2 separate regions of the Homo sapiens genome follow, and region 1 is linked to region 2. A link is a loop called in an ENCODE intact Hi-C map of the cell type or tissue named here. Cell type or tissue: Caco-2. All regions are shown on one strand. Each heading gives the region's core, and the rest is flanking DNA. Links, peaks and the distances in the headings are about the cores only. Region 1 overlaps FGF9 (fibroblast growth factor 9). Region 2 holds the start of LOC105370108 (a long non-coding RNA gene).

Evidence for each region. Peaks named below come from ENCODE experiments on the same cell type or tissue, not always from the same donor. Only the 100,000 strongest peaks of a DNase experiment are listed, where the experiment ranks them.
Region 1: a loop joins it to region 2, with 1.9 times the contacts of the local background. A loop is called at or near these places in 11 of 110 quality-filtered maps.

What each region holds. Positions count from the first base shown.
Region 1 is chr13:21,673,740-21,688,859 of GRCh38, forward strand. FGF9 (fibroblast growth factor 9) reads left to right here. Exons shown (of 3, transcript NM_002010.3): 2 at 7,303-7,406. Among named protein-coding and RNA genes, the nearest start is that of FGF9, 10 kb to the left of the region's middle. RefSeq lists silencers at 1-147, 168-297, 1,708-1,757 and an enhancer at 13,283-13,402. In Caco-2, for the core only: a CTCF peak has its summit at 3,137 (motif pointing right); DNase peaks (open chromatin) are centred at 429 and 3,142; H3K4me3 peaks cover 2,192 bases; H3K27me3 peaks cover 170 bases.
Region 2 is chr13:22,054,697-22,069,984 of GRCh38, forward strand. It overlaps LOC105370108 (a long non-coding RNA gene), which reads left to right and starts at 6,998. Exons shown (of 4, transcript XR_001749777.2): 1 at 6,998-9,534; 2 at 10,345-10,421. RefSeq lists enhancers at 6,272-6,822, 7,052-7,101, 7,392-7,551, 9,034-9,534 and a silencer at 6,614-6,908. In Caco-2, for the core only: no CTCF peak of the experiment used is centred there; a DNase peak (open chromatin) is centred at 6,755.

The DNA of each region.
Region 1 (15,120 bases), core at 1-8,000, 380 kb before region 2:
CCGCAGGGTGTCGGGGCCGCGCCGACCGAAGCGAGCGGCGTGGGCGGCCGGCCTAGGTGTGCCAGGCGGCCGGAGCTCCAGCCCTCCCGCGCTCGCGGTCGGCAGGTGCCCGCTCGGCCGCCCGGGCCCCGCGGCGCACTTAGCGGCTGCCCGGCCGGCTCCGCGCGGTCCTAAACGCGCTCGCGTTCCGGCTCCCTTTCCGCCTGGCTCGGGTGCGCCCTTCAGTGCTGCGGGGACCACGGGGGCCGGGGGGCGGCAGGCAGGGGCTGACACACTTCTGGCCGCGTTTAGGGAATCCGGTTTTTCATTTTGGCCCAAGTTGAGCCCCTTCGCTTTCTCTTTGTGTGTGAGAGTGGGTCTGGCGGGGCTGACAGCCGCCGCCCTGGGCTGCACGGTGGTTTGCGGTGTGGGAACGGCTGGAGGCGCGCGCAGCGGCAGGAGAGTTGGTGGCGGGGACAGAGGACGGGCTGGAGGTCGGACCCCTGAGCTCCCCTGTCCCATTCCGTGTCCTTCTTCTGAAGCACGCAGCCGGGTTTTGGAGACTCGAAGGGCTCCGTGGTGCCCGGGAGGTGGGTCGGGGGCCCCTGGCCGGAGCCGCAGGGAAAGGAGTGGGGGTGGGGGGGACAAAGGGCCGCGGAGGCGGGCGGAGGGGGCGGCGTGCTATTGTTAACCGCTTTCCGAGAGCAGAGCTCGCGAGCTCGCCGATCGCGATCTGGCTTTCCCGCGCCCCCGCCTCCGCTCCGGCTTCACAACCGGGGGAGCCCGGGGTGTGCGCGGGAGCGCGGCGGGGGCGCACGGCTGCAGGGGCGCCGCGGCGGGCCCGAGCCGGTTTTATTGTGTGGATCAGCCGAGCCTGTCTTTGAGAGACCCTATTAGAACTCCGGTGCAGCACGACTGGGCCCTGGTGTGCAGAGATTATGGGATATTCTAGTTGGCGCTTCTTCACGCACCCCTTCCCTCCATGAGCATTTTTTTTTTTTGATGCAGTCACCTTTAGGATAGGACGTTTGCCACATGCAGTCGAGTCATTAGAAATCCCGTAACTCTGCCACTGGAGAGAGCGCGGATGCAAGGGCGGGGGCCACGCGGGAGGGGAGGGCAGGAGAGGCGCATTCTAGGGTGAGCGGATGAGGACAGCGGCGGGCTACAGTGGCTCAATAGAAACCGTTAAACAAAAAGCTAGACCCCTCACCCCTAGAGGTCAGAGAAAGGTGTTGTCAGGGAAGTGGCATCTCCACTCCTTAGACGCTCTCGGTACAGTGTTGCGGGGGATGTGGGGGCTGGGGGGGATGTGGGGGCTGGGGGGAGGGGCTAGGGGTAGTGTTGGATGGGAGGGGAGCGGAAGCCCCGGCCCAGGTTGGGGACTGGGGGCGCCGAGCCGCTAGCTAGCCCGTCGGCCTGGCGTCGGCCGAGGGGGAAGGGCGCTCTGGCGCTCCGCTGTGCCACTCACTCTGGCTGGGATGGAGTTGAGTGGGTGGCTGTGCGCAGTGGGGGTGGGGAAGCAGGGTGAGGCAGGAGGGTTATTTAAGTCTTTCATCCGGTTGCAGTGAGAAGCGGGCCCCCGGGGTGACAGCAGTGCCGCGGTCTCCCGCTGCTGCCGCTGCGGCAGGTCCCAATATTAGCAACCTCCGCAGAGCGGTGGTGCGTGTGCCGGGAGCCTCCTACCCTCGCCTTCCCAGCCCCGCCCGGAACGAGGCCGCGGCGGCGCTAGGACACCGCGGCTCGCGCGGGGAGGGCGGAGGGAGGGCACAGGCGCCGGGAGGGGGCGAGGGGGCTGCGGTGCCCCGGCTCTGGCACACCTGGCGCTCCCGCGCGCCGCCGCGGCCTCACCTTCGGCCCTCCTCCTCCTCCGGCAGCAGCCTCTCCTCCGCAGCCCGGCTCCCCTCTGGGGAGTTCGTCCTCACACTCAGTTTCTCTAGAAAAGAGTAACTGTAGGTGGGGGGTGCGGTGGGTTTACACCTTGATTAAAATAGAAGGTGCATTTTCTACCTGAAATCAAACAGCAGAAGGAAACGCGCTGGAAAAAGGATTTTTGCCGCCCCCATGCAGCCGCAGGTGACTGCAGCTGCTGGCAAGCTTGGCAGTGACACAGCAGCAGCAGTGCAGAGGACGTGGGGGTGGGGGAGTCTTACTGTTCCAGCAGGAGCTGCAGAGGTGACAACTTAGGTGGGACCTTGAAGGAGCCTTTTTTTTTTTTTTTCCCCCTCGGATTGGTGGTGTGGAGATAAGATTGAACAAGGAGAAAAGGAACTCGCAATTGTATCTCTGTGCAGTAGGCTGGGGGAGCGAGATGTCTTGTTTCATCTGTATATCTATATGCCTATATATAGAGCTCACTTTTAAAGCACTCCAGCCTTGCTAGATGGATAGAAATGTGAGCAGAAAATCATTTGGGGAAATAGTAATGTAAAATAATAAAAACATGAACGCTGGGCCTGATCTGCTATTTAACTTGTTTAGGAAACCTAAGTCTGTTCCCTTTTTGGCTGGGGTTAGGTAGCTCTGAAAGGCCGGTCTTCATCAGGACCTCAGATGAGCACCCAAACTGGGGCTTCCATTCAAATTGGGTCAGGTGAAGGTTTTACTAGAGGGGAGAAATATGATAGTATGATTTTTTTAAACAGGTGTTTAAAACTTATTTCCAGGGTTTTGAACTTTAATTCTGTTCTATGTATCTGACTCTTCAATGTCTCAGGAAAACACTGGGTGTTTAAGGAGATGGTTTTAGGATTGCTTCAGGTTCTGGAAAAATTAGTGGAGTTATAACTCCCATTCAGTTAGTCATTTCCTATATAAACTCTATGAGATGTGCTCAGGTTGCTACAGATCCGAACTTACCCCGGTGCAGGATCTGAGATGGTTGATCTGGCAGCCCTGGTTCGAGCTTCTCTGGGTGAGCAGGAAGCTCTGCAGGGAAGAGGCTTAATCATTAATTTTCTGCAGCCTCATGCCCTGCCCCTCTCGACAGTCTGCCTACATTTGTGTGGTCTGAAGAGTGCGGTTCTGTAATGCGTTGGGGGCTCTTAAGCCAGAGAACCATGTCATGAGGGCCAGAGTGGAGCAGCTCTGACTGCCTTCCTCTCCCACTGCCTTGCCTGGCCTTGGAGGTGAGGCCCAGCACAGATGGGCTCTAGGGGGCGGTGCCAGCTTTGGGATAATGGTCCATGTGAACAGAACTGGGGCAGCCCATCAGCTCTGGGGATAGTCACTAATAGTGAGTCTGGGGCAATGAGGAAGGTCCGGTGTGGTGATTTTCCTGAAATAGTCCAGGCATTGACCTGGTCTCTCATGGACCATGGATGATCTCACACCTCATCAAATCCAATGGGGTCCCAATGAGCATATCCTCATTTGGAACTGTTGACTGCTGTGGAAGAGAACAAAGAAATGACAGCAGTCATCGACCCTGTGCTTCCCATGTCACCCTATCACTACCCATTACTGTGGGCCGTCTGAGCTAAGGATGTCAAGGCTGTGTCTGCCCAAAATGAGCGACAGGCTGCCATGGTACACATGTGTGTGCCACAGTTCTAATTTTAGGCACAAACTCATCATTCCCTCCCTTCCTCCTCCCCTCTTCCTTCCTTCTTTTCTTTGCTCTTTCCTTCTTTCCCTTTCTCTCTCCTTGATCATTAAACATTCAGATGTCTCTGCACAGAAGGCTTCTCCTGGCTGTTATTGATCCAGCCCCCTCTGCTGCCCAGTCATGTGAGCAGATAACATGTGGAGTGGGTTGTACTCAGGGAGTGTAGTTGGAAGCACTTGCCTGGCACCAGCTCCACCCCAGAGAGAGCTGAATGGACCTGGTTGAGGTTATAGAATTTATTGTGGACAAGAGGGTACCAGGAATGATGAGGTTTCTGGTCTGGTTGGGGTGGGATCCTGTTGCGGGGTTGCTAGATCTTCCTGACCTTACAACAGTGGAATTCTTTGCATGGGGGAGAATGACTGTGACTCCTACGTTCAGTTGGTCTGCTTGTCCTTGCATCACTGAGGTGACCACATAAAAAGCTGGGCTGTTATTTTGACGTCTCTATTTTTAAGGAACTGCGGAGAAATGGGTGGTGGTTTGAGGTGATGAAATCTTTTCCACCTGGGGTCTGTAGGTAGTTCCTTCTCGCTTGGATAGCTTTTTGGAGACTTATCTCAGGTATTTATTTTCTTGGGAAGCCTCTGACTTGCCTTCAGAAACCCAGATGAGCTGCCCATCTTTGGACTGCCCATACCCTGAACAGCTCCCTCTCAACTGCATTTGCCACACTGTTGTTATATTTATCTGTTTACGTGTTCTTCTTCCCAACAGATGGTGAGCAAAAATTTGAGGGTAATAGGACCTAGGCTATATCCGGTTCATCTTTATATACTCAATAAATGGTATGGTGCTTGGCTTATAATAAACCCTCAATAATAGCTTCTTGAATGAAAAAGTGAACGAATATGAATTACAGCTGTCTTGTCAATGCCAGAAAAAGAAACGAGATAGATATCTTGATATCTTCATTTCTAAATTATATAGTAATACTTTCAGAACTCAGCTATATGAAAATGGTACAGAAATCACAGAAACATTAAAAAAGGTAAAACCAAATGTAAGATGTGCATAATAGTTAAGGAAATAGGTTTTGGAGTCCAGTTGCTTGGGGGCTAATTATTAACCTCCTTAAACCTCAATTTCCCCATTTGTACACTGGGGATTAGAATATTGTAATGCCTAGAGTTGTTCTGGGGATTAAATGAGAGACGGCCTCTCATTTGGCATAGACTAAATGCTCAAGAATTTTTACTATTACAATTATCATTGCTGCTGCTGTTATTTTTTTTTCTTGATGTTCTGCAGACCAGCCAGTGAAAAGGTTTTGTGAAATCACATGCACCTTATTCTTTGTTGGACCTGATGGGCAACACTGGCTAATATTCATTATTAGTCCTCAGCTACTCCGTGTGCAGGGAAAGCAGAAAGATCATCACATGCTCCCTTAGAAGCTGCAAATATTTTTTAGTTTTATGATTAAACCTTTCCTTATTGACCTGGTAAATTAAATCATTCAGACCTCAAAAGGGGCCAAATGTTTCCTGCATTTCATCTTACGACGAAAATTGAACATTAATTAACTCATTACATTAATTTCAGGGTATGTATGACCCACATTTTGGTGTGCTTTCAGGTTACTAAGAAGATATTCACATACATGTGACTGCTAATAATAATAAAATGCCACAATTTTAGTTATTTTGACTCAGAAGAATAGTACAATGAAATAAAATGCATCAAAAAGGGAGTGCATCTCATGAAAAATGAATCTCATGGAAATATTGCCTTATTTATATTCCCATTTGCTTTTGAAGTAGGGAAGGCTAGTAATAAACTGGCTTCTTTTGCATGTATTCTCCATCATAGAGTCATAGATTATCAGATTCAAAACACAATTTGTAATTTCACTTTTTTTGATATACTGTTTAACATCCTATTAAAATAATTACATTAAGCACAAGATAAATTTGTTACATTTTGTCCTTATAAAAGAATTAGGAATGCCCCTTTAGAAGAAATAGCTCTTCTTTTTTACATCACCTTGAAATAGTTTCCTCTTGAGTTAATCCTTTATTAGATTTATGCTGTTCATGTCTTCTTTTGATTGCAGTACCAGTGTATTTTGTGAGAGTTGCAGAATTAATTGTTGAAAAATTCATGTAAGTGCTTTTTTATTAGTCACATGAGACTGACTATAGCACATTGTTACCCTAAGTTTTTTTCTGAACTCTTAAATGTAAGTAAAATTTTTAATATTTGAAAGTATTTTTAAAACAAGAACTCAATATTTGATATGCATTAATGTAAGGTCTACATAAAATGTAGCACTTTAATTTACAATAAAAAGGAAAAAATGGCTGAGTACAAATAATATTAGCAGTGTCCAGACAGGCGCGGTAGCTCACGCCTGTAATCCCAGCACTTTGGGAAGCCGAGGCGGGTCGATCACGAGGTCAGGAGATTGAGACCATCCTGGCTAACACAGTGAAACCCCGTCTCTACTAAAAATACAAAAAAAAAAAAAAAAAAAAATTTAGCCCAGCGTGGTGGCTGTCCCAGCCTGAAGTCCCAGCTACTCAGGAGGCTGAGGCAGGAGAATGGTGTGAATCCGGGAGGCGGAGCTTGCAGTGAGCCAAGATCGCACCACTACACTCCAGCCTGGGCAACAGAGTAAGACTCCATCTCAAAAAAAAAAAAAAAAAAAAAATTAGCAGTGTCCTAAATATACTGTGGGCTAATCATCTTATAACCACACTGTAGTTACAGAAATTGAAACTGCTGTTGTGTGGCCATAAAATTCTGGATTTATGCCCAGCTTAGGTGTTATTCTTAGTGAGGTAAGCAAGGGGAAAGAAGGAAGTAAAATAAGATCATTGTGTCGATTTGATTTTGGAATACAGCATTCCATGCCTACTTTAAATCAAGAGCAGTATTTATCTCTTCAGAATATTATTATTTTAATTGCTTAACTATCTCTTTGAGGTTTAGATAAGTATAGCAAAAACCAATACTTTGTTTAAGCAAAAATAATTGGGATGTATGTGGGCAGTTTTAGTTTTCTAGATAGAGTTAAAAAAAGTTAACACAATAGAGAGCTGGATAATTTTCTGTATAAACCAATCAAGGCTTTAGTTAGCACTTCATTCTCTTATTTTGAGAGACTATTCTCTAAACAGAATACTTTTTTTTTTTTTTGCTACTTAAACAGGTATTTATTTCTCCCAGTTCTAAAGGCTGGGAAGTCCAAAAGCAAGATACTCACACACAGATACTTAACTTCATGTTTATAAAGTGGAAATAGGTTGTCTTTTCTAAAAAAGTATTCTGTTTAGCGAATGGTCTTATGTCTCTCAAAATAAGAGAATCACAGACAGATGCTTAACTTCATGTTTACAAAGTGGATGTAGGTTGTCTTTGTCTTAAATTCTACTCTTTGAAGTTAATTAGATTATGTACACACTGGTTTTTCTGTCCTATTACTTCTTAGCATATCTATGTAGATACTAACTTTTTAATTTTTAAAATGTTTTGTTTTTTGTGTAAGTCATGTTGGTAAGTATTTTTGTGTCATTATGATAAGATAGAATTTAGTTGAAAATCAATTCTTTTACACAGTGATTTTCAAAGAGAAGACACTTCTTTAACTAGCGTGGGGTTATCCAAGTGGGGAGCTGGGCTTAGTGTCCTCTCCAAAACCCCAGGGATGCTGGGACTCTAAGGACATGCTCTGTGATCTGATCTGTCCTCTGCCTTCTACCCTTTGTCTACAGGCATTCTGGAATTTATCAGTATAGCAGTGGGCCTGGTCAGCATTCGAGGCGTGGACAGTGGACTCTACCTCGGGATGAATGAGAAGGGGGAGCTGTATGGATCAGTAAGTACTGGAGGGACTTCATCCAGCTTTATCTCCATGTTTGATTTGAACAGCTGTCTTTTCTCTGGATTAAAAAGGGCCAGAAATGCAACTGAGTCTGTTTGGAAGGCGAGTGTAAGTTTTTACTTTTTGAGGAAAGCCATTTTATTTTTATTAATAGATAAACAGCTCTGCACCTTCACTAGACCAAAGTTGCTAAGAAAATGCTTTATTTATATGCCAAACCATCTTAATTATCAAGTAAATAAAAAAATTTACAAGTGTGAAAAATCCCATCTCTTTGTATTGAATGAGAGTTATTTTTGAAATGAATTGAAATGATCTCCTCCTAAGCTTTGCCAAGCATTGTAATTAAAACTAGAAATAGACCATGCAGTGAATCTAAACTCTCTCTGAGCTACATCCAAGATTTTCATTATGCAGAGAAGAAGGGAGATGGAAATTGTTGTCAGATATTTTTGTACGTGAATAAGAATATTACGATATTGTAATTATTTGCAAATGTTATGAATTTCTTTTTTTCCCACTCCACATCCCCACTAGGTTGTAAGGTCCTCATGGGAGACAGTGAAGAAGTATTTATTGTGCTCTGCCAGGTGCCAGACAGGCACTGTTATAGGTGCTGAGGTGTGAATGAGACAAAGTCTACTCTTCCACTCTGTGGCGGGGACTAACTTTCCATCATGGTATCACTTTACTCCTATTAATGCAGTACCTAAAACACAGTGTGTGGTACGCAGCAGGGACTTAATACATTTTTGCTGAATGTATAAGTATGAATAATATATACTAACTTGGGTTTTCAACTTTCAAACTTGTAATGAAATTAATCTGTAGCGTTTCTTTCTCTCTTTCTTTTCTTTTCTTTCTTTTTTTTTTTTTTGAGATAGGGTATTGCTGTTGCCCAGGCTAGAGTGCAGTGGTGTAATCATTGCTCACTGCAGCCTGGAACTCATGGGCTCAGAAGATCCTCCTGCCTCAGCCTCCTGTGTAGCTGGGACTATGGGTGTGCATCACCACACGTAGTTAACGAAAATTTTTTTTTTTTGTAGAGACAAGGTCACGCTATGTTGCTCAGGCTGGTCTTGAACTCCTGGCCTCAAGTGATCCTCTTGCCTTGGTCTCCCAAAGTAACTTATCGTTGCAATTACTGGTGGTCAAATGAGAATTTAATCCATGTTTTCTGAAATATGAGAACTTTAGTTTACAAAAAGTTGAAAATGAAAAGAAGCTTAGAATGAGGAAAGATTTGGAGTTCTCAATACACAGAAATGAAGGGCAAAACTTTTTCTAGATATAATTTTCTACCATTAGGCTTGTAAAAATATGTATATATAGATACACACATACATATATATAAAATGCTAAAATGTATTTGTAAGTATAGGATTGACTTTAGCTTTTTAAACACAGTGGATGGTTTAGGCAAAATTATTAACTCCCTACACAATTTTTGTGAATACCTTTAAGTGTGAAAAAAGATAAGATACAAGATAAAGGAAACTTACATTAAAAAAATAGAAAATGATCTTTTTTGTCACAACTTCAGTTTTTTTTTTTTTTTTTGCTTTTAGGTATGTAATGTGGGTTTGAGTGGGTCACAGTTGAACTCAATAAAATGCTTTTTTTGTGTGTGTAGAAGAGAAGTTCTGACTTTTAGTGTGTAGATGGAACTTTATCACAGTGGCCTCCAAATTTTTTGATCACGTATCCCCACCAAAAAAATTTTTTTTGAATATGCATCTCAACATATGCATTTCAAATAAATATACTTAATTTGAGTATGCATCTCAAATATTAAATTATTTTAAAATTGTTTATCTCAAAGTATAGTTTATATATGTTATTTTATAAGAGATACAGCAAAGTAAACAATTTTAAAGAATAGAATGAATGAGGAAACCTAAATAGGGCCCTACTATTTGTTCCCCACTCCAAGGATCACCTTGCACACCCCTCTGAATTTTTCCCAGTTGAGAGCTGACCAGTCTTTCAGATGAAATCACCAGCATGATTCAGACTCCTGTGGTTTATTGGTTGACAAGGAGAGCATGTCTAATTTTGTGTTCAGCAAAGCTGCTGGTAGGATTGTTGCCCAGGCTGTCTCATCTCTCCTTCTGGATGATTTAAATGGTTTCTTACTCATGCCTTCCTGCCTGGCACACCCCAGTTCCTAGCACAGTGCCTGGGGCAGCATGAGAGGGACATTGAGTGTAGACCCACGGAGTGCCAGTGACAATACTGTGGGACACGGCAGCCAGGTAGACAGCTGGAGAGCACCATCTTTCCCCTTTTCTGGGAAGCCCAGCTGTCTTCTTAGGTTTTCTGTGACTCCTGGCTGCCTCACCTTGGGCTTTTTGAGCACACACACAGTGCGTGGGCAGGAATAGACTTGTCACCACTGCCATACAGCTGCACATCTTGCCGACAGTCCAGTCATGGAGTCCCAGTCAGGCAAAGGGCAATGAAAGAAAGGGTAAAATGGCTCTTCTTCCGTGTGTGCTTGAGAAGCACACATCTTCTCTCGTGAAGAGTGCCCAGGCTTGGAAACTGCTCCAAGGAAGGGTGGCTGTGAGAGACACTTTTCCGTATTATGCTTTCCTTGCGGAAACGTCTTCAGCTGCTTCCTTGCCTTCCTAGTCTTCTGTCTCCAATCCATTCTCCACACTGATGGCAGAAGTACCTTCAAAACCCAGACAGGAGTGTCACTTGTGCACAGAGATCCCTTCAAATTCTTGCTTTTGAAGGATACAGCCCACGTTCTTTAATGTGGCACCCAATGCTTAGGATGAACCGCTGCCTGGATCTGCTTTGCCAGGAGCACCCTGTGTGCCTCTTTGCCTATGCAACTCGAGTCTGTCTATTTGCTGTTTTCCAAACACATCATGCAGTCTGATTTATACTTGTGGCCAAGTGAATTTCTCTCTCAGATGCCTTTCTCTTGCCTTCTCCACCTGAAGAAGCAGGACTCTTTATTTAAATTCAATGGAAATATTACTTCTTCTGCAAAACCTTCATTACACCCCCAGTTCTAATCCTATTTATTCTAGTTAGCATTTCTTATGTTTTCCTTTGGGCCCTAGGAATACTTTGTTCCCATTATTACATAAGTCACAGTACAGTTTACAGTGTGGTCAATTGTATTTCTCTGTTCCCTAATGTATCTAAAGGGCATGGACCACATTCTTTTTTTTTTTGGTTTCCTAACACACAGCTATGGCTCTTGTACATAGTAGGTGCTCGATGAACGCTCATTGGGTTGAACTGATTTAAAAATTATGATTATTTTTGTCCCGCATTGGATGCATAGATGTGGCCTCACAGTATCTCGCTTGTATGGCTGCTGTGTACTTAGGTCTCCAGTTGAAGGAGGAATCACCATCTTCCATTTCTATGCATAATTGGCCTGTGTGTGCCTGTGTTGTCTCTGGTGTGTGTGGCCTGAGGGGGAATGAGGCTGAAGCTGGAGGAAAGATAATGTAGTGTCAAGGGCATGGTTAACTCTCATTCTGTATCTGCTACGAAGTAGGCACCAGGCCCTCTTTCTCCTCTTCTGTAAGATGAAGAGCTCGAGTTAGACATCTGGAATGTTTCTTCCCAGTCTGGATGGATCCCAAGAATTCTGTAGTTTGAATTTCTCAGCCTTCTTTCTCAAGTCTTCTCTGTGTGACCCATGATGTTCTCTGTGCACACAAAATGTTTGTGCAGTGAGACCTTTTTGTCTCTTTTGTAAGGAGCTGGGAGGGAGGCTCCTGGGCAGCAGGTTATTTCCCTTTGGTCTGTTCCTCCAGCAGGTGAGGGGGAAGGTGAGAGTGAAAGTCTTGTTCCTCAGGGGCTGGAATCTCATATTTCCCACTGGGTTTGTGGTTATCATGCCTCGTGTGGCAGTGAGAATGAGGAGTGACTAAAATATCTCATTTTCATTGTGATGAGATTGAGAGAAGGAAAGAAACGGGCAATGGTTGTGTTACTAAATACACTAACATTTGGAGCCTCCAGGAATCTTTATCTGTGTGAAGTTGCATGAAGCTCAGTAAACTAAATTGGAGATTTTTTTTTTCTAAACGGTTAGAAACTGATCTCATTACGAAAGAAGGTAAATAGGAGATTTGGGGAAATCACTTTCGTAAAGTAAATGTGTAAATGTGAAATTCATTTAAAGCGTATTTTCCTATTTTGGGATTAATTTTCTCTTTTCATCTATGTAGTTTTTGTTTGCTTGTTTTTGTCTTCAGGTTTACCTTGAGAGTAGATCTAAAAGGTCAGAGGTAAATGGGTTAATACTTCTTCAGAAAAATATACAGGATTCTGATATCCTATTAGAATGTGGAAATAAGAAAAACTATATTGCTAATGAGTATAACGATTTGATTAGAAGGAGAATATGAATAATTTTAACTTGGGGATGGTGTTTGATTATTGTATTCACGTGATAATTTGTCCATGTATCCGTTCATTCATTTGCTTATTTATTTCCTATTTATAGCTTTGACTCATCCAGCACTGTGATGAGTGCAAAGCAATGAAACAGATAGCTATACTTGTAAATAATTCAGGGCAGTGTGAAATTTCCCATAGTAGAGGAATGGACAGATGTTTTGGCATCCCAGAGGAGTGTTTAAATAACTGCTTGGGGAGGTTGAGCGGTAGCATTTAAAATGGGTCTTGAGGGATAAATAGGAGCCTCAGAAAAGGAAGGGCAGGCAGGTTAGGTCACGTGACCCTTCAAATGTCACAATTAAAATACGCTGCCAGGTTGAAATTTCGAGAGGATGTTAGATTACACACTTGGCCAGGGGATTAGAGTATTCATTAACATTGGTCACTTTTGTTCTTATCAGAAAGTTTAGAGGCATGGCTCTGATAATTACTTTTAGAGTCTTAATCTAAACTGTTTGAGTATTATAAAAATACTTAAAGAAGTTTTTTGATGGAGTCTTACTCTGTCACCCAGGCTGGAGTATAGTGGCATGATCTCAGCTCACTGCATCCTCCTGCCTCAGCCTCCCGAGTAGCGGGGATTACAGTGCGTGCCACCAAGCCTGGCTAATTTTTGTGTTTTTAGTAGAGATGGGGTTTCACCATGTTGACCGGGCTGATCTTGAATTCCTGACATCAAGTGATCTGCCAGCCTCACCCTTCCAAAGTGTTGGGATTACAGGCGTGAGCCCCCATGCTTGGCTTTCAAGATACTTTAAAACATCAAGAATAATTGACCATAATAAATGCCTCCTTAAAAAAGAATGCCATGAAAAAATTAATCTCCTTCAAGAAGCTTGCATTTAACAAAAGGAATTGACCTTTTCTTTAAAAAACGTAGCTGGTACAGGTACTAACATTGTAAGGATGTTGGAACATACAGCATGGAGTCTGCAAAAGTGACACTGGAGGATGGCGCAGAGATGGGGGAGGTGCTAACATTTCTCGTTTGTATCCCTTTGTAGCACTTACATTATTTTGCCCAGAATTGTAATTCCTGCTGGTCTCTTTGTTAGATGAAATTTTTTGGAGTCAGAGTCTTTGGCTTTATAATTTTTCTATTTCTTGAAGACCAGGCAGGGCAATTTATGTGCAGTTGGCACATGGTAAATGTTTGTTGACCCAATTATTCACTCCGTCATGAACACGCACATGCAGTGTCTACTGTACATGAGCATCGAATAGTGATAGCACTGATACAGGGTTGTGAACTTGTAGAGTCAGGGTGTTTCCACAGGAATTAGTCAGCTACTGAAACTGAAAATGAGAGAGGTTAAGTGACTTGCTCAAAGGCCCAAAACTTGTAGATGCAGAGTGAGGACCAGCCTCATGCTGACTGCCTCAGACCAGTACTTTGCAGCCGTTCCTAGCCTCATCCTGACAGGTGCTTCTTAAAACAGGTGTTTACTAGTAGGTTTGGTTATGTTTCCAAGGACACAACAGGGCCCTGGTTTATATGGCTCCATGTAATCAGTAACCAAGGTATGATGGGTTTCAACTCTGTTTCCAAAGCACAGAAAGTTTCCTTTAGTAAATACCTCATTTGGGGCAGTTTTTTCTGCTGGGCAGACACACATGAGTCAAAGAAGTTTCTTGCATGGTGTTCCATATTGTGGGGCAGGTGGCAGGAGCCCTGTAGGTCCCTCTGTCCCAGAATTGAGAGACATATCCACCTCTTTAAAAGGAGACAATGAAGTACCTCAGATCCTTAAAATCCTATATCGACTTAGGTTATTTTTATTATGTTATTTGAATATGTGCACACATTAAACTAGATAACTAGATATAAATTCCTTATACTTCTTTGACAACTATAATTCAAAACATTTATATGCCAAAATTCAAGTTAAACGGCAAGATCAGTAAAATGCACACTGACACAGTGGATTTCATATGAAGGAAGATGCTCCCTGACTGAGACGAAGATGCTGCCTCACTGTAAATCCAGCCTTGGCGCTTGGTGCAGCTTCCTGTGAGCTCAGGGTGCCTGTTCTGCAGAGCACCTCAGGATGACTTGTTCCCCTGCCCCACTTCTTCCTATGTGAGTTCCTGGGACAACAAATGATCTCATCTGATCTTCACTTATCTCAGACACACCACCGATGTACTCAGTGTGCCTTTTCTTTTTCCTGTTGGTCCTGATGGTGAAAGTATTGTAGCACTGTGTACCACTGACAATAATTTTAAACCCCAGTCCATTCTTGGGGGACAGTTATGTGGTTGTGGGATGGTCATCTGTGGGCTCCTGGATACCCTTAAAACAATTCTAGTACTTTTTCATTGACCTGGAAAGGCAAAGTAAAGACATTCTTGGAGGGAACTTGTGGCCCCGCAGATTATGCCCTTTGCCTTCTAGGTATCTGCGGTGCCAGTGTGGGAGAACACTGCATAGGCACGAAGCTCTGGGCAGGGTCAGAGTTGGGGACGGAGGCCAACCCATGCAGTTCATCAGAGACCCCCTTGTCTCCGTCAGGTGCTCTGCAGGAGCAATTTGGAGCCACTTTTGAACAAGGAGAATGACCTTATGTGTTCGTGGAACAGGATACCACACCACATGGCAAGGACCACTCAGCTTCTGATTTGTCACTGTAGTGGTTCAGTTCCGATTGCTTTGATGGGAGACGTTCAGACACGTCCTGTACAAAGAATGCAGTTCACACAAAGGAGATGAATAGGTTCATTTCCTTAGTAACCTACCTGATAACAGGCATGCCCTGGAGATGGGTGGTTTTCAACGGATATTTTGAGTAATTGAGCATTGCCTTATGCTGTGTTTCATATGTGCGTGACCAATTTTCAAAGAATTGAATAATAATTCTTAGACGATATGGAGGGCAGCTTCTGCTGTATGACTGAGTCCATACATCGTCCTGGTTTTAGAGACGAGGAGGTGAGATTTTAGTGGCTTAGTGACTTGTTGAAGGTCACATAGATGATGACAAGTCAGGATTTGAATGTAGGTAAATTAGTAAATCTTGTCTGATACATATGCATGTTAAGAGTGGCCATCCATTTTTGTAAATAAAAATATATTTACTAGAATTAATCACATGAATATTTTTAACTGGAATTAACCATATAGTGGGGCAAGGTTTTAATATTTCTTACACAGATGTGATTTTGGAGGATTTTTTTTTTTTTTTTCCAGTAGCCTAGTTTTAACTTAGTGGTTCATTTGTTTCCTTAGCATCTATACTGCTGGCCATTAGTTAGTGGACAATCGTCTTTTAAAATA
Region 2 (15,288 bases), core at 3,358-11,357:
ATCATGAGATGCCCAGCCCAGCATAACCTTCTTTTTATTGGAAGCGACAGACCACAAAGGCAGGGTTGTAGAAATTCTTATGAGGACATCTTACTTGAGAAGTTTCCAGTTCTTTCTCACTGATGCTAAGTCAGACGTGTGAAGAAAACCCTATTCAGGCATTTTGGCCAGATTCAAATAGGTCAGAGGCCCAGAAAGAGTAATTAACTTGCAGAAACTTTTTCTCAACTGAGGGGACCACATAACCTATTATCCCTTAATAAGGCCGTTTCCTCAGTGAATCATGGGAGCTTGGACAGGCTGAGGAAAAACCAAAGGGACATTTTCACTAAAGCATCATATGATCTTCCCTAATGTCTTACTACCCCAGAAATTGTGTCATCCTCTTAAAAGGGACCAAGTTAAGGCTTGATGTGCCTTTTATGCACAGTGAATATTGTTTGGCTTCAATCTTGATGAACTAGCTGTGCAAAATATATTTCGTTTCCTTGTTTTGAGTCATGTTTGATGTGGTTCCCTATCATAATTTGTATGATGATGAACAAATCACTGTGATAAAGATGGAAAATACTCCCACCTGGGAAAAATTCAGTAGAGACAAATGAGGTGAATCAAACATCCTCAAAGACTCCCCCAGGTGCTCTGGAAAGAGACTTTTGACATTTGTGCCATTGGTCATTCATGTCAAACGGGGAATAGAAGCATTATGAAAGAGGAGAACCAGGAAGAATGTCAGGAATGCTGCACTGTGCTTGGAAGGGAGACAGAGGAATCAGTGGATAGATCCCTTCATCCAACAGTCTGCTCATGTTCACAGAGTCCCTGCTCTAGCCAGTCGCTAGGCTGGTCCTAGGGACGGAGGGGCAGATAATAGTGATGTGGAGCTTTCTGTCCTGCATGGGGTCACATTAAACATATGGCGAATGGGTCTTCCTTTGCTTTGCCAAAGTGCGTTCACAGTATGCTCCTGCACATAGACCAAGTTGGGTTGAATACATATTACTTCCTCAGGAAATAGCTCCCTGAGGAGGTTATTTGTATTCATGATCTGGAGAAAGATTGAAATTACTCAGGCAAAAACAGGGTGGTGGACAAGAGGGTGGAAGGATTTCTAGGCAAAGGAAACAACATCTATGCATCTACAATGGCCCTGAGATTGGACAAAAAAAAAAAAAAAAAAAAACATGGCAGAGGTGGCAAGAGGCCAATAGGTTGGATCACAGTGATTGAAGAGAAGATGAGGGGTAGGGCTGGGGCCAGAGAGGCACAGACCCTTGTGGCCCTGGAAAGGATTTTGAAGCTGGATTGGACACAGAAGGGTTTGAGCATGGGAATTCCATAATAAGATGGTCATATTAAAAAGATCATGGAAAAATTATTGTGGACAGGATGAGAGTGTTTGCAAGAAGACAAACCAGAGCCCCAAATGGTCATGTTTTAGCCAGAGATGCCATTGACTTAGATGACTGTGTTGACCATGGGGGTGGAGAGAAATGGGCGCATGCAAGGGATATTTAAGAAGCAGAATTGATAGGACTTGGCCATTGATTGGATGCAGGGATGAGAGCTTTTGTTGGATGGCAGAAGTATGTGTCTTTGGGGAGACAAAGGGGAGATGAAAGGCCAACCGTGTTGTAGTAGTAGCCACAACGGACATCTATTATTTTCTATGTCTTCCGTATAGTGTTTAGTTGTTTATGTGCAATAACTTATAAAACCATTCTGTAGTTCATTACTTCTAAGAAAACTTCCTCCTAATCTAGGTCAGTGTCATTTATGTCTGTTCTACTTCTAAAGAAGAGGAAGAAGTGACTTTTTCAAGGCCGATGTGTAAGTGTCCACTGCATAGAAGCCCTGGACTACTGCCATGGATACAAACCCAGGACAGATAGGGCTGCACCATTGCTTTTAGGAAGTCTGTCCTTCAGTAGGAAAGATAGAACCCACAGACCTGCACACAGTGAGGGGACCACTTAAATGCAACACAATGCCAGTGACAATAAGCTTTGCAGACTTAGTGCCTACGTGCAAGGAGGAGGCATAGGCTTCCCTGTGAGAAGTGAAGAGTGAGAAAGACTTTCTGGAGGGGTGGGATGTAAGCTTGTCCCCCATCAGATAAACTTTTAATTTCACAATAGTTTTAGGCTTACAGAAAGGTTGTAAAGATAGTGCAGAGAGTTCCCATATGCCACAGAAGTCCCTTACAGTTAACCATTTGCATTACTGGGGTACATTTGTCACCAAGTCATTTTTATCAACTCAAGTCCCTTCTTTATTGGACTGCATTAGTTTTTCCATAATGTCCTTTTTCCATTCCAGAATCCCATCCAGGAGACCACGTTAACATTTAGTCATCACGTTGCTTTAGGCTCCTCTGGGCTGTGATAGTTTCTCAAACTCTCCCTGCTTTTTTTTTTTTTTTCCGGCATAGTCTTGCTCTGTCGCCCAGGCTGGAGTGCAGTGGCATGATCTTGGCTCACTGCAAGCTCCGCCTCCTGGATTCACACCATTCTCCTGTCTCAGCCTCCCAAGTAGCTGGGACTACAGGTGCCTGCCACCACACCTGGCTAATTTTTTGTATTTTTTAGTAGAGACGGTGTTTCCCCGTGTTAGCCAGGATGGTCTCGATCTCCTGACCTTGTGATCCACCCGCCTCAGCCTCCCAAAGTGCTAGGATTACAGGCACTCCCCCTGCTTTTGATGGCCTTGACAGTTTCGAAGAGTGCTGGTTATGTGCATTGCAGAATGTCTCTCAGTTTGGATTTGTCTGAGGTTTTTCTCGTGATAGAACTGGTATGATGGGGTTTTGGAAGACCACAGAGTTGAAATGCCCCTCTCAGCACATATCAAGGGTCCATACTATCAACATGTTTTATCATTGTTGATACTGACCTTGATCACCTGGTTGAGGTAGTTTGTCAGGTTTCTCCACTGTTAAGTAACTCTAATTTCCCCGTTTTCTTTTCTGTATTCTTTAGAAGGAAGTCACTCTGCCCAGCTCACACTTAAGGGATGGGGTGTGATGCTCCACCTCCCTGAGGACAGACTATTTACATAAATTATTTGGAATTTTTCTGCACGGAAGATTCTGCTTTTCTCTCATTTATTTATTTGTTAATTCAATCATTTATTTATATCAGTATGGGCTCATGGATATATATGCTATACTTTTAGTTATGTTTCAATGCTACATCATTTATTTGGTTGCTCAAATTTTTCCAGCTTTGGACCTGGGAGCCCACTCAATGGACTCCTGCTCCCTGTGACATACGCACTCATCACTGTGTGTGTTTCTCGGCACTTCCTTACTTACAGGTACTAAGAGATGCTCCAGGCCCTTCTTGCATATTTCCTGTTCCAGCCTTAGAATCAGCCATATTTCCAAGGAGCTGCAGTTTCTTTTATTAGAGAATGGTGTGAGGAACCAAGATCTGGGCATTGAATGTGTAAGCTGGGTTTTAAAGGACAGTGGACAATAGAAAGGAACAGGAATGGCATTTGGAGTAGAAAGCTTGGCATAAGCAAGTATCCTGAGAATGAAGAAAATGAATTCTATGTGGGGAAGAGCATATACCTAGATGGAAGCATTTACACTGGTGAAATAAATCTTTCAGGCTTTAGGTCCAGACTGAAGTGTAATATTATCCCATCCCCCAACCCATTTATTCATCACCTTTCTTCACAATAGCTTCACCTTTTACCCATTAGCTAATGCAAAAGTCCTGGGAGCTATTCTTTACTTCACTCTCCCTTTCCACTCATATGCAATCAGTGAAAAATATTTCTTGATTCTGCCTCCCAATAATTTTTAAACCTGTCTTCCACTGTCCAGAGCCACATCTCCTGGCCAGGTACCTTCAATGGTGGGTAAACCAGTTCCAACATCCCTGGCAGCGTCTTCTCCCTGCAGCAGCCTTGCCACCTCTGGTGGTATTCTCTACCATGATCAAGGCCATTGGGCTTCCCATTGAGTTTAAGGTGAAGCCTTCTGAGGCTGATGGGCTGGGTGTGATCTTTTCCTCACCAACCTGTCTACCTGACTCTCTGTTTTTGTAACCTGAGATCCCACAGCAAGATCTTCCATCACTCCTCAATCAAGCATTGCAGTGGGACCTTTGGAGGATGTGGCCTTTGTCCAGATGCTTTTGCCTTATCTGGCCTGGCTACCTGGTATGACTAACTTCTTTCCATTTTTGTTTTGCTGTCACTGCCTTGGGAAGACTTGTTTGCTCCATGGTCAAGTATGATCCTCAATACAGATTCTCACACCATACTAGGAGAAAATGGGCCCATATTTTCAATTTGTTGATTCTATTTAAAATTTATTCAGTAAATACTTGCTCAGCATTTAACTGTATACTAAGAGGGTGTTCAAGGCGCTAGGCATAGAGCAATGAAATGACAGAGTAAGAACCCCCTCCTCTTGGAGCTTATAGTCCGATGAGGAAGGCAGAAAACGTGTTGAGCATTCATCTGAAAATCCAAAATCTCAAAGGCTCCAAAATCAAGCTTTTTGAGTGCCAGTGTCGCAGGTAGAAAACTCCACACAGAATTACTTAACACAAACTTTGTTTTACACACAAAATATTAAACATATTTTAATATGAAGATATATATGAAACAAATGAACTTTGTGTTTAGACTTAAGTTCCTTTCCCAAAATGTCTCATTTATGTGTATGCAAATATTCCTAAATCTGAAATCGCAAGCGCTTCTGGTCCGAGGCAGTTTGGATAAGGGATACGCAACATGTAGCAAATACATAAATATGATATTTAGTATATCTGGAGCTGATAAATACTGTGGAGGAAAAAGGCAGGGGAGGCCAACAGGTGTGCATGGAGTTGGGGGAGTCTTACATTTACGTGGGTTGATCAGAGAAAGCTTCATTCAGAAGGTCGATGCATAAGCAAAGACTTGAAGGAGGGGAAGGAAGAACCCATGCAGGTAGGAGGGGAAGAGCATTCCAGGCAGAGGCCTGAGGGAGAGGTCGTGCCTGATGAGCTCCAGAACAGCCAAGAAATTTGAGTTTGATATGCCTGTGAAGCACAGAGGTCTAGATATCCAGTAGACAATTTATGCATGACCTTGAGTTTAGGGTTGGAAACTTCAGGCTGGAAATTGGGAGTTGTCACCTACAGATGGCATCTGAAGACAGGAGACTAGAGGAAGTCTCAGGAGGCTAAATGTTCAGTGGCTGAGCTCTGGGACACCTGAGTTCTTTAGACTCAGAAGATGATAGTGGACCAGCAAAGGCACTGAAGAATAGCTCGGAGGAAAACCAGGTAGGTCTGGTGTCCTGGAAACCACAGGAAGAATGAGGAAGTGACCCACTACTATTAATTAGTACCATCATGTACATGGGCACATGTATTTACAATGTGCCCATCACTGTTCTGAGTCTTGTATGTATATTAACTCGTTACATCCTCATAATCCCTATGAGGTATTTTGTTTTATTATCTCTGCTTTGCAAATGGGAAGTCAGGCCCAGAGGTAAATAAACTTGTCCAGTCACATAGCTCACAAGCACTGGAGCTGGGGTTTGAATCTGGACCATCTAGTCTCAGGGTCATTGGTCTTCAGCACCACATCATGTGTGCCCAAACACTGCAGGTGCAGGTGGAAAAGCTCAGCGCTGAGACGAAGCACTGTGGATATCTTCGGTGAGCTTAAAAGAGAAGCTTGGAGTGAGTCCTGGAGGAGATAGAATGATTAGGGGCAGTCGATGAGGCACGGGAGGAGAGATGGTGAAGATAGCAGCCAGAGACAACTCTCATGAATAGCTTGGCTGTGAAGGGGAGTGAGAAACGTTAGGAAGACTACAGGGAGATGTGCAATCAAAGAGGAATTTTAGGAAGAATGTTAGAAATTATGGTATGTTTGTAGATGGGTGGGACTGAAAGGGTAAAAAGGAAAAGAATAATGACCTAGGAGGAGAGAAGGTGAACCTTGCATTTGTAACTGTGATCTAGAGAAGAGAGAATGTGAACCCTGCATTTGTAACTGAAAAATTATTTGCTGAGCTGCTTAATGTCAGTGATCTCTGCCAAAGTATAAACTGCTAGGGTTGGGGGATTTTAGATTTCCAGGTGCTGCTGTGGCTCCATGTGCTCCACGTCCTTGCCTGGTGAATGGGGGAAGGAATCATGCCACTGATGAAGGTCAAAGCAGGGCTCCTGGTGCCCTGAACCTCCATACCTTCCTGCCCCACCGCTGCCTGCAGACCCAGCTTTCTGCTCGCAGCCTGGGCATGCCTTCTGCCTGTATCCTCCCATGAAGGCCAACTCCAAACCCACCAGGCATTGCTGAGGAGTAAGTGGGAGGGAGAAGTCACATGGCACAGGATGCCGTGAAACTGCCCCAGAGCCCTTGGAAGTCTCCCCGGACAGCCACTTCACGCCTTTCCCTGGTTCCCAAACCTCAGTCCTGCCAGCTGCCTGGGCTCTACCTCTATGCCACTGCTCCACAGGCTGCTTGGCTCTATTCTCACTGCCCTTTGTTTCCCAGCCTTGGGTCAGGGACAGACCTCCATCCATTTCATGGGAAGACTCCCTAAGGCCCAGAACTTCTCCATCTCAGAGGGATGAATGGTGGTCAGCAGAGATGCTTTCAGGAGTGAGGGATCAGAGGCTCTGGGAAATGCCTCACCATTTCACAGAAGCCCTTTTCCTTCTGCCAACCCCCCAGGGGCATTTATAAAATTCCAGAGTGAGATTGAGAAGCTGAACTAACTCACCTGCAGGGCTGGGTCTCCCCCACCAGGCAGCCACAATAGCCTGCAAGGCATCTGCTGAGTGTGGGAGAAATGCTGCTTTTCAACGTAGGTATGAGGGCAGAACTCATGCGTGTTTGTCAAAAAGGCCTCCCACAGTTTTTGAGGCATCACACATACACCTACTCACACTCCCCCATGGAGGCATGCTCTCCTCTCTCACACACGCACATGCACGCAGGGACTCACACATATCACTCATCATGCCTCTCTCCCCTCCCCACACCGAGCTACCCTGCCGGCAGCACAGAGTGAACAGCGCCGTGCACCCATCTGGGCCTGACCTGCCTACATTGTTAGCCTAAAATACTTGTGAGTATATATACAGCATGGTAAGGAACTAATTTTTGAAGCCAGTGTGGGGGCTCCAGGGCACTCCGCCATTTCCTCTTTTCCCTAAAGCTGTTAAACTAAATTATAGGGCTGGGAGAATGAGAGGCCAGCTGTGCTTCAGCTGCAGGCCCCAGTTGTTGTGACAAAGTGAAAAGTGTGGGTACCAACAGATCATTAACTGTGCAGCCAAAAATAGGCTGATGATTGGATCTCACGCTCTGCTCTGAGGAGACCGTGGACCCAACTCTGGCAGGTGCTGGTTCTAGCCCAGGATGGCACTGACTCTCACAGCCAAAGGGGCATTGACAATTGCCCCTAACACACCACCTCACGTTCTTCTTACTTCATTACATAAGGGCAAGTTTTATTTTTTTATAAACTGTTCTTAAAATTGACAGGGGTTTTTGTCTCTGTTTTGGTTTTGTTTTTAAAATTTCCCCACAATTTCCTGTTGCCTTGCCTCTTTGGCTGAGTTCGACTTTCCTGTTGACTATAATTACTGCGAGTCTGGTGAAGAGTTGAAAAATCTAAGTTGACATTAAAGGTGCATTACACTTGAATAAACCCAGAGACAGAATATCACACGTTGGTTTGGAGTTGCCCCTGTGTTTTGTCTAGATTAACAAATTTAGACGGCTTTTGATTTGCATAGCATTAATAACTGCTGGGGCAATCTCTGGAACTTGTAAACACTGCTCATAAATAGTCGCTAAAGTGTGAGGTTGAATAAACATTACCTCGATGGTTTGTGAAGGACTGGCCAGCATGAAACCAAATTGTGCTTTGAAATAAGACCTTTGTCATTGGGAAGGAGTGGAGAGAAAACAGGACTGGGACACTAAACAGTAGCTACTTCAATTTCTTGACTGCTTAGCAATCCACAAGTGACCAGAAACGGTTGACATCATCTGTGGTGCCTCAGTTTCTCTCTCATTATTTGTAAACTGGCAATCATAGTCTAGAAGACTGATGTTTTATGCAGTCACTTATTCATTCCATGTTGGAAGAAGAACTGAGAATATTTTTTTGGCTGCAGCCTTGTCACGTGAACGTACAAATTTTGACCTTGAAGAATCCATAGACACCTTCCAGTTCTGCGTCATTTTACACAGGGGGCATCCCAGGCCCAGGGAGCTGCATGGAGCTGGTTAGGCTCTCTGCTGCAGACCAAGCAGAGGCATCATTTCTCAAGGCTTCTGTCATCTGTGGCTATCAGCTTTGCTATCATGACTCACATTTGCAACCTGGCCTATTTTCCGGGCAAATGTGGACTGGCCTGGACTTGGCAGAGGCTCGTAGAGGAGATGTTTGCAAATGAAGATGCATAAAAAGTTTAAAGCTTAATGGAAATTCAAAATTTAAACTTACTTAGGAGAAAGGGTTTTAATCATACAACTTAGAATATTCTTCTTTCCACGCTTTCTGAGATGTTGCTAAGTAAAGGAAAGCTAATAGCCAGAGAAGATGTAGGGAAGTGTTCCTGACCAGGCACTGGGGGCCCTGTCTTGTTCCTAACTAACTGTACTGGTCATGATAATGTTTGCTGAGCATTTACTATGTGCTAGGATTTTAGGTAATGTGGTTAACCATACAGTATCTCATTTAGACCTCACAAGGAATCTTTGAGGTAAGTGCTGTTATTGTCACTATTTTATATTTTTAAAAAGTTCAAAGGAGGCTAACATTCGCCCAAGGCCACATGACTGGTAGTGCAACCAGGATTTTAACCCTGAGATTCTGGCAACCCGTGCTGCCTGTGCTTATCTCTGTTTTGATTCTGTCACTGAGATGCCGGGCCTTTCAAGGTACCGTGCAGATGCTTGGGCTGCCCAGCGCTGGTGATTTCTTGTTGGGGAACACTCCGATGATTAACTGAATGTCTTCGCTTCTTGTTCGTGTGAAGCACACATGTGTTTGGGCACCGCGTGTGGAGGCTGTGGAAGGCTCCCAGATGAGGGCACGTGGCACTCAGGGTTTGCCCACTTACCATTTGAGCCATCGACAGGCACGAGGATGGGAAGTTGGGCCTCGGTGAAACGCCCTGGCTGGAAATGCCTGGTCTGCTAAGCGGGGAATACTCTGGGTTGAAGCACTTGTTTTGATGACGTGTTTCACTGGTTGCATCATCATTTAAATAATGACCAGTCTCAGGGCTTATTTCTCAACAGAATTCTAGTTTTCAGGTCTGTAACGATGGGCAGATTTTCCATGACACGACTAAAGTCCAACGCCAGTGCCACTTCTCCCATGATGCTTCCCGTTCTCTCTTGTGCCCACCGAGGCCCTGTGGCTTTTCCTTGAAACTTCCCCGTGGCCCTCATCGCGTGCCTCATCTTGTGTCACAGTTATCTGCGCAGCAGAGAAAAAGGAGCACAGACCTCACAGACAGACAGATTGGGCTCAACATGCACCTGGGCCTTGAGGAGGTTAGTGTATCTCCTGGAGCTAACTTACTATTTTGTTATTTTCATTTCATAGATAATGGAAGTGAAATATTCCTTGGAAGGTTGGTATGAAGAATTAACTATAAAGTAGATTAGGCCATAGTGTGACGTCCAACATGGAGGAGGATTCCACAAGTGGTAGCTAGTATTATTGTACTTATTAATGAGTATATTTAGGCATATCAATTAGATTTACTTGACAGGTTGCATACTTGAGAGTAGAGACCACTTGTCTAACATTATGTTATCTTCATCAGTCCTACATATTTTAGGCACTTGAAAAATGTCTCTAAAATTAAAAAATGAATACATCTATATGGGTATACATATGTGTGTATACATATATTTTTAAAAGTTCGTATATGTGTATATACATACAAATATGCATATGTGTAAATTTAAAAATGTGTGTATATGTCTGTATATATATATGTGTGTCTATATATATAAAATATGCACTAGTGCTAGAACCAAATACATATGCGTGTGTATATATTTGATACATTGCTCTGTGGAATTTAAATTTCACCTGCTCTTTTTATCATTTCCTAATCTCCCACCAGTTAATTATTTGAGGACTAATATTACTTTAGGTTTTGTGGTTTTGTTGGTGGTGGCAGATGATCTTTATGTAAATTAAGAGAAAACCAGGGCTGTGGTTGGAGTCCGGCACACTCCCGTGGTGCCAGCGTTGTAGCCCAAGTGTAAGCATGCCTCCACTCACACCAATGTACCTCGACATCGGTTATTTATGACTCACTCCCCAGCCACTTATTTGTTCCTATGTCACAGAATCTGCCTGTGCAGGGAGGCTCACATGCTGACCGCGAGCAGACGGAACAATCCTCGTTTGTTCATGGAGAAACAAGGTGGGCAATTGACCTGACCATGTGCCCCCTGGGGAAGGAGCCAGGGTGAGGGTGGGAGTGGAAGGCCTGGACCAGGAAATGTCTGACACCTTCCCACTTCAGGACACTTGGGCATGCACCTAATTTTTTTTGTTGTGCCTTTTGTTCTGGCGAGGCTTTAGCTGTAGGGGAGATTATATAGACAGCGCTAGTACCAAACATTTATTTAAAGTGAAATAGCACCAGCTGCCATTTCTATGTCAGTGAAATAGATTCTTTGGAGGCCCTTCCCCTCCTGAGTCTGACAAGGCAGACAAAGATAACAGCCTGCCAGGACTCCATCCCCTGTGCAAGGCGTCACTATTAAATCCCAGGAATGTGCTTCCAACTCCTCCTCTCTCTGCTGCTTGCCTTTGTTTTTTGAAATGAGCAGGATCTTGGGTGGGCAAGGGAACTTACTGGGGGATCGCTTAGCACTCCCTTTCTCAAAGCCCTGGGATATTTTAATTCTTAGCCTTGGTGCCCAGCACTTAAAGCACATGAAAAGTAAAGCTTTAGATTGAAGTTGAAAGAAAATACCAGAAATGGCATTTGGAAGCCATGAAATATGGCACTCGACAGATGAGACAGGCAATACTACAGTATTAGCTGTAGATTTCACGAGCAAATTTCAGGGTTGCATGGGCCATTAAAAGCAAAACAAAAACCATAATTGCTCCTAATCTCTATTCATTCTGCATGTGCAAATCCTGTTCAAAGGGAGATTTTGAGGAGGAAGATCAAGAGAAAAATAAGCATGAATCTTTGGACAGTGTCAGATGTGATCCTCCTTTGAAGACTTGTGAAGAATAGGGCTGGGTCCTGAGGTGTGAGCGCTCCTGAGCGGCTCATCTGAGGTGACAGTGCTTTAAAAGACCTGGCTTCCTGGCATTGCCCTTGTCAGCCTCATCTACATCCACAATCCCCTTTTGTGTAGGTGAAATACTTCTGCTGGGTTTTGGCTCAGAAGCTGAGCAAGATGATCTTGCCTACAGATGTGCTTTCACTTAACTTTCCTTAAAAAAAACAACCAACTCTGCTTAAATTACAGCAAAATTAGTTGTGCACCTAAGGGGTTACAGGTTGGGAGTGGAAACAAGAGGGAAGAGAATGGCCAATTTAATCTGGTTGTAGACCCAGGAAAAGTATCCTCCTAATAATTTATAATTCTTGTCCTCTCTTCCCCTGAGAATAAAGGTTCTTACCAGTTCTCAGTTGCCTTACTCATGCTAATACTATTTTTAAGATAGTAGACAATTGTATGCAATAATTTTGATCTTTAATCAAGCTAGATAATAAAAAGCAGTAGTAAAGTGGCAATATATTGAGGCTAAAAAAAAAACCAGTAGCTGTAGTCTGTGTAGACTAAAATGTGAAGTATTCCTACTATTGATATACTCAGACTTTGTGATCCCATTTAAGAATATTTTGAATAATCTATGGCGATTGAACCTTTTTTTAGTATTACATATGCCTTGAACAAGGTCTGGTATGTTATAATTTGCACCAGCATTAGTTTAGGCAAACACTATGCAACAAAATGATTATAATCCATTAAAACCGTATTTGTTTCCACATTCACAGAAAATTAACTTGAGTTACTGTATTGATGGGGTGAGTGGGATGCTTGAGAAAGTCCTCCTCACCTCCATTTTTTCTTTCTCCTTCTCTGCCTCCACGTGCCCTACATTTTTTTCCAAACAAAGCTCATTCATTTTCAGTGACTTAATTTTTCTTAATTTATATCACTGAAAGAGGAACAAGTGCACAGTTTCGTTACACGGATATATCGCATAGTTGTGAAGTCTGGGTTTTTAGTGTAGCCATCACCCTAATAGTGTACATTGTACCCATTAAGTAATTTTTCTTTCCTCACCCCCTCCCACTCTTCCAAGTTTCCAATGTCTATCATTCCACCCTCTACTTTCATGGGTACACATTGTTTAGCTCCCACGTACAGGTGCGAACATGTGGTATTTGACTTTCTGTTTCTGAGTTGTTTCACTGAAGATAATGGCGTCCAGTTCGATCCATGTTGTAGTAAAAGACATGATTTCATTCCTTTTCATGACCAAATAGTATTCGATTGTGTATATGTGTAACATTTTCTTTATTCAGTCTTCCATTGATGGATACTTAGGTTGATTCCGTATCTTTGCTATTGTGAATAGCGCTGTGATAAACATATGAGAGCGAGTATTTTCTTCTTCTTCTTTTTTTATTTTTTCAGAGACAGAGTCTCGCTCTGTTGCCCAGACTGGAGTGCAGTGTCAAAATCATAGCTCACTCATAGTAACGTCAAACTACTGGACTCAAGTGATCTTCCTGACTCAGCTTCCCAAGTAGCTAGAATTACAGGAGCGTGCCACCAAGCCCAACTAATTTTTATTTTTATTTTTGTAGAGATGAGGTCTTGCTTGAGTTCCTTTCTCTCAGTAGGTTTAAATCAATTGTTTTGATTTAAAACAACAACAGATTGGACCTTAATGTTTGGTCTCAAAGTAAATGAAAGGTTTGAATGAAGAATATTTCCATGTGTCTTTCTGTCCTTAAAATCAAAAGTTGTGAACAGGCTGGGTGAGGTGGCTCATGTCTGTAGTCCCACCTCTTTGGAAGGCCAAGGCAGGCAGATCACTTGAGCCCAGGAGTTCAAGACCAGCCTGGGCAACAAAACAAAACTCCATCTCTACAACAATGAAAAAATTAACCAGGCATGGTGGCATGTGCCTGTAGTCCCAGCTACTTGTGAGGCTGAGACTGGAGGATCGTTGAGCCCAAGAGGCAGAGGTTGCAGTGAACTGTGATTGTGCCACTGTACAACAGTGCCAGCCTGGGCAACAGAGTGAGACCCTGTCTTTAAAAAAAAATGAAAACAAAAACAAAAAAAAACAAATAAAAAGTTATAAACAAAGAGGAGGAACCTTTTCTGGTCTGATTGCTGTTGAAAGGAAACAGCTTTCTTTTAATTTGACTGAGGATCAGGTAGGCCTGAGCCTGTTTGCATGGGTGCTCAGATTCAGTGTGAAGCCTTAGTGAGTGTCTTTCTCTTTCTGATGGGTAAGTTCGAGGCAGACACTTCACTCCTGGCTTCTATCCTAACCTCCAGCTCAAAACCCTTTGCATCTTACCCTCTGTAATGGATAGGCCAGCCAGGGATTCTGACTTCTGTACATTCTGCCACTTTGATCAGCTAAACTTTAAAGGGTGATTTCTTCAAAAGATGTTGAAAGCTGCCTTAAGTTGAGTGACTTCATAGCAAAGACTAAGCTGCTATTTCTTACCAAATTTCCTCTTCAAGGAGCATATGCAACTCTTCAAAACTTTTCCTTATTCAAATTGTCACACCAAACCAGAAGATCACCCCATTACAAAAACAGAGCCCATCGCAATTACCATCTCCTTTATAAAATGAAAAATTATGCTCAGACTATTTCTCCATGAGAAATTACAATTCCTGTGCAACAGATTGCGACTTAAGCCATTACATTGGTTCTTTATGAAGTCTGCGCAGAAAGGAATTGGAACCCCTTAGAAACCCCATCAAGAGTAGCTCAGGTCTTCCATATCCTTTTTTTTAGCTCTGGAATAACCTGGCTTTTTCTTGGTGATTTTGTGATAAATAATGGGAATATTTGCAAAATATGTTGTGATAAACAACAAAAGCTTGGCTTTGCTGTAAATAATTGCTTAAAGAAATACGAGTTTAGGTAGAACTAATTTAAGATAAAATAAATAATAAGAAAACATAGGCCAATATTTATGTAATCCCTTTATGGGAAAAGACTTTCTAAAATAATAAGCAAAGAAAGGAGCCACAAAAGAGAAAACTAGCAGATTTGCTTGCATAATAAGACTTTTAAAATCTTTATATATCTTTATGCATTTAAAACTACATTGATAAAGTCAAAACAATAAAAAAAGGAAAAGGATTTTCACCAAACCTAAGGGTGTGGGGTTACTCTCAATGAAAGATGAAGAATTCGTGCAAATCAGTAATTGAGTGCACAGTCAGTAAGACTATACAAATAATGAGAGGAAATTGAAATGTCTGATAAACAACAACAAAAAATTCAGCTGTGTTGTTAGTAATCCCAAAAGTTTAAAACTTTAAAGAACTCACCTAATATCAAAGAATTGTATGAAATGCTAATTACTGGCAAGAATTTAGTAATTGGGCATTTCTATATATTGCTAGTAGAATAAACCGATATGCCCTATTAGAAAAATAATTTAGCAGGCCAGGTGCGGTGGCTCACGCCTGTAATCCCAGCACTTTGGGAGGCCAGGGTGGTTGGATCATGAGGTCAAGAGATCCGGGCCATCTTGGCCAACATGGTGAAACCCCATCTCTACTAAAAATACAAAAATTAGCTGGGTGTGGTGGCGCATGCCTGTAGTCCCAGCTACTCAGGAGGCTGAGGCAGGAGAATCACTTGAACCCAGGAGGCGGAGACTGTAGTGCGCCCAGATTGTGCCACTGCACTCTGGCTTGGAGACAGAGACTCTGTCTTGATAAAAAAAAAAAAAAAAAACAAATAATTTAGCATTATGCATTAGAACCTTACCAAACAGTTTCAAGCATTAAGTCATTCATTGCAATGTTTTTTTTTTGCCTGCAGAAAACTAGAAATAATCAATTGATCAAGAAAATTTATAATTATGTAGTTATCAAAGGATACTCACTGACAATTTTAGCAATAAAAGAAAATACTCATGTTAATTTTAAAAAGAATACAAAATTATATATCCAGTATGCCTAGATGTGTAAAATTCTATTTTAATTCAAAATTGCATAGAGATATACCAAAATGTGGTGATTGTTTCTGGATTTTATTCTTTATACTTCTTA